3 separate regions of the Mus musculus genome follow, and regions 1 and 3 are each linked to region 2. Evidence: chromatin loops called from intact Hi-C (ENCODE). Cell type or tissue: heart. All regions are shown on one strand.

Region 1 (2,500 bases), 280 kb after region 2:
ACCTGGTCTCCCGGCCCCCAAACTCAAATACTGAACAATGGTCTCCAGCACAGAATCGTTCTGAGGCGGGGCCTTCAAGAGGTGGTTAGATCACAGGACTTTTACTCCATGAATGCATTCATTCATTTGTGGGGTTATAATTTAGTGAGCTCCTGGGAGACTGTAGAAAGCTTAGGAACTGGAGCCTAATTGGAGAAAGTGTACCAGTGGGGTTGGGTCTTGGGAAAGGGGTCTACTCTTTATTACACCTGGCCCTTTCCTTTTCTCTCCCCCCACTTTCCTTCCCAACTTCAGTAAAGTGGGCAAACTTCACCGTGTTCTGCCTCACTCTGGGCTTGGAAACACAGGAGCCAAACAGCCATAGACTGTAAATGGTTTTGCCTAGGTATTTGTCACAACAACAGAAGGATAACAGAACCCTAAAATAAGGCGCAGAGGTAACCGAAGTCATCCACCTATAACATAATACCTGTTAGAAGAGGGACAACCAAGAGAAAACAACGTAATAAAAATCACGTGTGCCTCCATATGTAAATACACAGACAGAGAGATACTGAAGACACAACACAGTGGTTATACGCTTGCACTTACTCAGAGTGAGTAAGTGCAGTCCAGGAGGCCACAAGTCATCCTGTACCAGATGCTTGGTGAAATGAGACAGGAGAGTAGGCATGGGTACAAGGACCAAAGGAACTGATCGCTGGCAGAGCATCCACATGCTGGGCAGCGTGGTCTCCGATAGTCAGAAGATGGAAGTCTTCTGATTCCAGTATGGAAAAAATGTCAATGAAAAATAAATTCCAAGTCTGGAAATACTCTTGCAAGTGAGCTGGTCCGTGTTTATAACTGTAATGTCAAAATAATTCTCAATGTTATGACATGGATTAGGGAGGCAACAAAATATCAAAGAAAAATGTCCCATCTTTTAAGACACGCAAGCCTTAGATCTCTCTTAGGATGTATTTCTGTGACATCTACAGATGCAGACAAATAGGTTTTACAGTCCAGCTGAATCAAGACTGAGTGGAGCCTGGTAGCTGTGGGCATCACTTTCCAAAATGCAAATGGGTCTCACTGGGAAGGATCTTAACAAAGCCAAGCTATCTTTCTTTTGCTTTTTGGTTGGTTGTTACTCTGAAATTTCAGCATATTTTAAGAGTGTTTTAAATACTTTGTGTCTCTATGTGAAGTAACATTTAGGGTTAGGCTCAAGTAGTTGCAGACAATTTTTCTTTTATATGACTGTTTGCGGGGGCCGGGGGGTTGTCTAAAGAGTGAAGATTTGACCTCCTTTTAGAGTTTATTTACTCTGCCTTTTAAGGCATGTAGCAATCCCACTCTGTGAAAGGCTAAGGAGTATGCCTTGCAAGTGTGGAAGCTAGTGTACCCAAGCATTTCTGAAAAGGCCTCTAGGGGGCAGTACCACCACTACTGAGAACCAACAAGATGGATGCTTTTAGTAGTGTTACCATAGGCTGATTTCTACCAGCTTCTCTTGTTTCTTTTTTATTTTAATTTTTATTTGTTTATTTATTTATATTTGGTTTTTCGAAACAGGATTTCTCTGTGTAGCCCTGGCTGTCCTGTAACTCACTCTGTAGACCAGGCTGGCCTCAAACTCAGAAATCTGCCTGCCTCTGCCTCCCAAGTGCTGGGATTAAAGGCATGTGCCACCACAGCCTAGTGCCTCACTTGTTTTTTGGTTGCCTAGAAACTAACCCATTGATTCCTATCCTGTCTGAGACCCTCGTGTGAGATTACTGGCTCTCTTGAGTGGCCTTCAAGAGCAATGTGTGAAGTAGAGGCCCTGGCACCAAGTTGGAGAAGATCTCTCTCTTCATGAGATCTGGAGAACTAAGCCAGGAGACAGACAGGCTGTCTTCGAAGCAGAGCCAAAGCAGCTTGTTCCTGAACAAGTGTGGGACAAGTGCAGAGAGAAAGAGCCTATTGCAAGACTCTAAAAGGAAGCAGTGTTCTCCAGCCTCTGATGTGCCTTATAGCAAGTAATAATTTCAGAGTCATTCAGAAAGATAAAAGTCTACTGTTGGAGCCTTGTGTGCTAAGTTGGTATGTTGAGTTCAAGTGAAAGAGAACCTGTGGTTGTTTGAGTAACTCTTGAGTTTAATCTGGAAAAGTAGGCTCTGACTGCACGGAATGTTGAAGAACTGGGTAAAACAGAAGAAATGGAACCCAGCTGGGTGGGTGGTAAGAGGGGGGAGGGGTGAAGTAGAAACTGTCATTTGTCAAGAACAAAGTTGAGTATGGTGATATATTCGAGCCTATAATGTACAAAGTATTTGAGTTCTTATTAGTTTTCACTCTCTAAGTAAATCACGGGAACTAAGGCTTAATTCTTAGTGTCCCAAACAGAGGGCAAGCAGATCAAAATTTCCAGGTTTTATTTTCAGTAAGTAAAATGTTGGGGAACGGTCTAAAGTATTCCAGATGGAACGTGACTTGAAGCGGGAGGGCAGGAAGGAGGGAGAAGGGTGCGCTGTTT
Region 2 (2,500 bases):
GCCATACAGCTTGCTTTGTGACTCTGGTATCTTAAATGGTATATGTTTCCAAACTTGAAATGAATTTAGGCGATCACCTAACGATGTCTTCAAGTAGCTCTTTCTTCCCCTGTATGGGCAGGCCATTGGGCATTGCTAAGGGCGGTGCATCAGGGGACTTTACACACAGACATCCATCACACAGAGGTCTTGGCGGAACTGTTACAGTCAGAGGTATAATTATGGGTCTGGAGGTACATTGATGATAGAGCTTCATCAGAGCTTTTAGAAATAGTTTTTTATGGCTATGAGTATTTACCTGCATGTATCTGTACCATATGCCTATCTGGTGGGTAGAGAGGCCAGAAGAGGCTGTTAGAGTCCTTGGAAGTGGAATTACAGGTGAGCTGCCCAGTTGGATGCTGAGAACCAAACTTAGGTCTTTAGAAAGAACAGCAAGGGCTCTTAACTGCTGAGCCATCTCTCTAGTCCACCAATCTTGGTTTTGCATTGCGGGTATCCACAAATGAACTCTAACCACCTCGGAAATATCTTGAGACCAAAAAAATCACGGTGGTACTGAATTGTAAATGTGAACTGCCAAAATATTACATAATGCCAATGTTATTGGATGTTTGATGAAAAACAATGTTTCTGACTGAAGTACTTGATACATACTGACTTTCTTACATGAGTGGTCACAACAGTGTCTTTATGTCGATTTATGGGCCATTCTATGGTATTGATAAATAATTTCAGTATTTTCTTCTTTTCAAGGAATAGGGTACAGGCTTCCTGCTTGCCAGTTCTCCCTTTGGAAGCCTTTTGTACCCATCACCACCCTTCAGTGGGGATCTGGGCTAAGCAGAATGGGCTGCTACATAGAGATAGTAGGAATTCTCTCTTTCTGGTACCAGTTGGGGCAGAATTCTGGGACAGGGGCTAAGTTCTCAGCCAGCAGTATAGAGCCTGAAACTGTAGCATGCTTGATACTGTTGTAATTTTATTTTCCACTTAAATCAATGGAAACACTTCATAGGGTATAGTCTTGTTTGGTAAAGGCAGCCTGGCGTGACAGACATTTCTTCACTTAGGTGTCCAAGGACCAGTTTCCAGGAGCATTCACAAAAGTAAGTCGTGTCTATGTCTCCGTCTTGGCATCACAGTGCTCAAAGGGGGGCGCTGTAGGATCATTTTCTTGGTTTCCTCCTCCAAAGTTAGGCAGAGATCTAAATTTTTATAAAGATACCACAGGGTATGACGAAGTGAGACTTTAGGCAAGTCTAACTTCTATTATGTATTAACATGACTTCAGGGGGAATTGTTAACTCATTTTTAAAATGAATAGATAGGCACTTTTGATCCTGAAAACATTCTGGCAAATTGATCTTTAGATAGCAAGTGAACCAGTGCGTTGAACATGCACAGGGGTGGGGGGTGGGGGTGGGGAGGGACCCTACCACTGGACTTGCAACAGTGCACACGTCAGAGGACAACCTGTAGGAGCCTGCTCTTTCTCTCTACCATGTAGGAACTGGGCATCGAACTCAGATTGTCAGCCTCGGTGACTGGCATCTTATCTACACAGCCATTTCCTCGGTCTCTCGAATCTCTTCATTAGGATGGCTTCAGCAGACCTGCCTCTCTCTCCCAGCGGCTCTGCAATGGCCTAGGGCCTCCCTACAAGTCTATGCTGGAGTGCCATATTGATAGCTGTGCAGCAACAAGAGAGAAAACAAACAAACAAACAACATTGAGAAGCTGCCATTTTAAGGACCAGGGTGGAAGTATCTGCATGTATGTGTGTCTGCTGGCCATCTGTTGTCACAAGATGCCATCTGAAAGCAGGAGGACTGCTGGGTATCATTCTCATGTGCCCAGAGGAGAAAGCTAATGGTTTTGTGAGCTCATAGAATTGTCTGTCTGCTGGCATTTCTGCCAACGTGTTAACTGGCAATATCCCACCATGGGATCCCTCATCGGTTGGTGTTCACAATGGTGGTTTACGATATAAGCAGCTCATAGCACCCTTACCGAAGTGAAAGTCGGGTGCACATGACAACCCAGGACTCTATTTCTCTGAGTGTAATATATTTCTGATTCTTTCAATGAGTACGTTGTAAGAAAATACCCAGCGTGATGTTTGTGCTGCCCAGGGCTCCTCAGAATTTGAAATCTCCCAGTGTGCATATTGAGTTTCCTCTTTTCTGTCAACAAGGGGGATAGTTCTTCGAGTCAGCTCTCCCACAGTCTCTACCAGTAAATATTTCCAGTGGTGAATGGTTCCAGCAGTGTTTTAGGGTTTTACTGCTGTGAACAGACACCATGTCCAAGGCAACTCTTATAAGGAGAGCATTTAATTGGGGCTGGCTTACAGGTTCAGAGGTTCCGTTCATTATCATCAAGGCATGGCATGGCAGCATCCAGGCAGGCATGGTGCAGGAGGAGCTGAGAGTTCAACATCTTGTTCTGAAGTCAAACAGGAGAAGATGGGCTTCCAGGCAGCTAGGATGAGGGTCCA
Region 3 (2,500 bases), 570 kb after region 2:
TAACGGGGCCATTGATGTCGCAGTTTATATGTGTTCTGTGTTATATGTGTATTTCAGCTACACTTTGTCTTCACATGGGTTTTAGCGATCTGAACTCAGATGCCCTGTTTCTTTTCTTGGTATATAAAAAGCATCGACAAGACAGAAAAACCCACATAAAGCAGTTTAATTTTTAATGTAAAAAAAAAAATACTTTCAGGGGGAGGACGACTGGAGACTGAACCTAGGGCCCTGCCCCTTCTAGACAATCCCTCTGTCACCACACTTCATCCCAGGCATTTCTGTCGCTTTTTATGTGAAATGGGGTCTTGCCGGCCTTTAGCACAGTCTATATCCCAGGCAGGCCTCCACCTCGTGCCCCTCGGCCTCGCCAGGCCCAGTTTAGATCTGGTTTTTCAATTGTTTCTTTCTGCTGTTCTGGTTTTCCTTTTCGAGTCCTTGAGATCACACTAAGACCCTCACTGACCACGCTACGCTTCAATGAGGTGTTTTACGCTGAGGTTTGCAAGCCTCCTCCGTAAACATAGAGCTTGTGATATCAGTCATTAGAGAGGCACATGGCACCCCTACATTAACACTACAGATCCCACGGAACAGAGGCGCAGCGCCCCCTGGCGGCATCTCCTATGGCTGATGGTCACTTTCTCCCTTTGCAGAAACCGTGTCTGTATCTCAAACACTATTCCTTTTATCCCAGCCTGGTCCTTCGACTCCCTCTGGGTTTCTGTTTGCTTACTCTCTCATACTTAATCTTTACCTTCCAGATGCTTGCAATCTGACAGAGAGCTATAAAGCTCTAGAGCTGACCTTCCTCAAAGCCCCCAGTGCCTCGTTTTCTAAAGGTTTCTAGATAACAGTGCTATCTGCTTGTGTGTGTGCTGTGTGCTTTTATTCGCAGGAACTTCCCTATCGTTTTATAACTTCATAAGCTAATCTACTTCATGTTATTTAAATATTTGCACGCGTGCATTTCATATTACCATGAATAGTAACCGGATTCAAGTGTCCGAACTCTGTGAGTCTGAACGTGTGATTCCGAGGTAGCTACTCCTACTGCTTGCTATTCTCTGGTTATTTCTGGCTCTCCACTTCCCACGCTAGGAATGCGGTTCCTCCTGCTGCCCCCTGGTGGTGGAGAGGCCACACGACACGTTCCAAGCAATACATAAGCTGCAGAGTTGGTCAAAGTGGCGCTTTCCCGAGCCTCTTAGCTGTTGGTGTGAAACCATACAACGTTTGCTTTTCTTCTGTAATAATCCCAGCTCTACGGTTAGTCCAGAGCAGCTCTGTTAACCATGACCCCGGAGGAAGGGAACAAGGAATAGAACTCCCATCTGGCCCACAGAGAGTATGCAATGCAAACAAGAAGGGAGCCTTCAGCATGTGCAGCCCTTGGTATCTGCAATAGTTTGTTCCAGCAAGAATTACCGTTCGGATAAGAACTTGTTTGACGTGCCAGGGCAGCAAGTGATGGAGCCAGAAGAAAGTCTATTTTAATCTCCTCTACTATATTAAAAATTCCTTTGGTCTGGAGAGAGCCCCGAAGTGAAGAGGGAACATTTTTCTTCTAGGGGAGCCAAATTAGTTCCCAGTAGTCACGTCACAACTACTTGTAACAGCCGCTCCTCCGTGGCGATCACGTACCCCTGGCCCCAGGAGCACCTGAATTCATGCGTATCTACCCCTACTCCCGCCCCCAATACAATTTAAAATAATATATGTTTAATCCTCACGGACAGGAATTCTGGTGCTAAAGATTACTGTACCTATTTCAGAAAACGCATTCCAGAAACATGAGAAGTCCACCGCCAAGGTCATGGAACGTCACAGAAAGCCTACGGTCGCTCTCCCATTAATCACCTCGTTACTGACTGTCCCAAAGCTCCTCTTATGGTGGCAGGAGAGGACTTGCCTCCTAGATAAAGACACTGAAGACCAGACAATTGCTGTTTCACCACAGAGAGGTAACTCTGCCCCAGTCCTTCAGAAAGCAAAGCGGCCAGTCACTCCATGGCAAAGTTGGTAAAAGTTGAATGAATGGATGGATGGATGGATGGATGGATGGATGAATGAATGAATGAATGAATGAAATCCTTTATCCCAAAATGGCTCCACAAGCACTAACCACATCCGCTGCAGCATCTTACTGATTCCACAAGAGGGGAGCCTGCACACAAGGGCACACAGACACGATGCTCGCATTGTAGCCAATCAATAAATACAAGGAAAAAACAACATATTTGCCAGTAACTTTAGTTACTCCAACCCTAAGGTTAAGCAATCATAGAAACCGTTCCATTTTTTTTTCAACCTAAAAATAAGCAGCCAGCAACAACAATAACAACACACACAACACCAGACACAGACACACACTTATACACATGCCACACATACACACTCACACACTATACACACACACTCATGCAAATACACACATACCACACAACACACACATACACAGACATATGTGCACTCACACACCATATACACATTCATGCAC

The links. Hi-C counts contacts between places; a loop is a spot of excess contacts. Peaks named below come from ENCODE experiments on the same cell type or tissue, not always from the same donor. Only the 100,000 strongest peaks of a DNase experiment are listed, where the experiment ranks them.
Region 1: it touches region 2 in a loop (2.1-fold over the local background); 3 of 42 quality-filtered maps call a loop at or near these places.
Region 3: a loop joins it to region 2, with 2.3 times the contacts of the local background. A loop is called at or near these places in 17 of 42 quality-filtered maps.

Annotation. Positions count from the first base shown.
Region 1 is chr10:120,585,962-120,588,461 of GRCm38, forward strand. No RefSeq gene overlaps it. Among named protein-coding and RNA genes, the nearest start is that of 4930471E19Rik, 49 kb to the right of the region's middle. In heart, a CTCF peak has its summit at 1,412 (motif pointing right); no DNase peak of the experiment used is centred here; H3K27ac peaks cover 394 bases.
Region 2 is chr10:120,305,043-120,307,542 of GRCm38, forward strand. No RefSeq gene overlaps it. Among named protein-coding and RNA genes, the nearest start is that of 1700006J14Rik, 58 kb to the right of the region's middle. In heart, a CTCF peak has its summit at 1,152; no DNase peak of the experiment used is centred here.
Region 3 is chr10:120,875,256-120,877,755 of GRCm38, forward strand. The region is part of intron 1 of Msrb3 (methionine sulfoxide reductase B3); the gene reads right to left. Among named protein-coding and RNA genes, the nearest start is that of Gm15910, 19 kb to the left of the region's middle. In heart, CTCF peaks have their summits at 610 (motif pointing left) and 1,148 (motif pointing left); DNase peaks (open chromatin) are centred at 1,136 and 1,516; H3K4me3 peaks cover 970 bases; H3K27ac peaks cover 2,172 bases.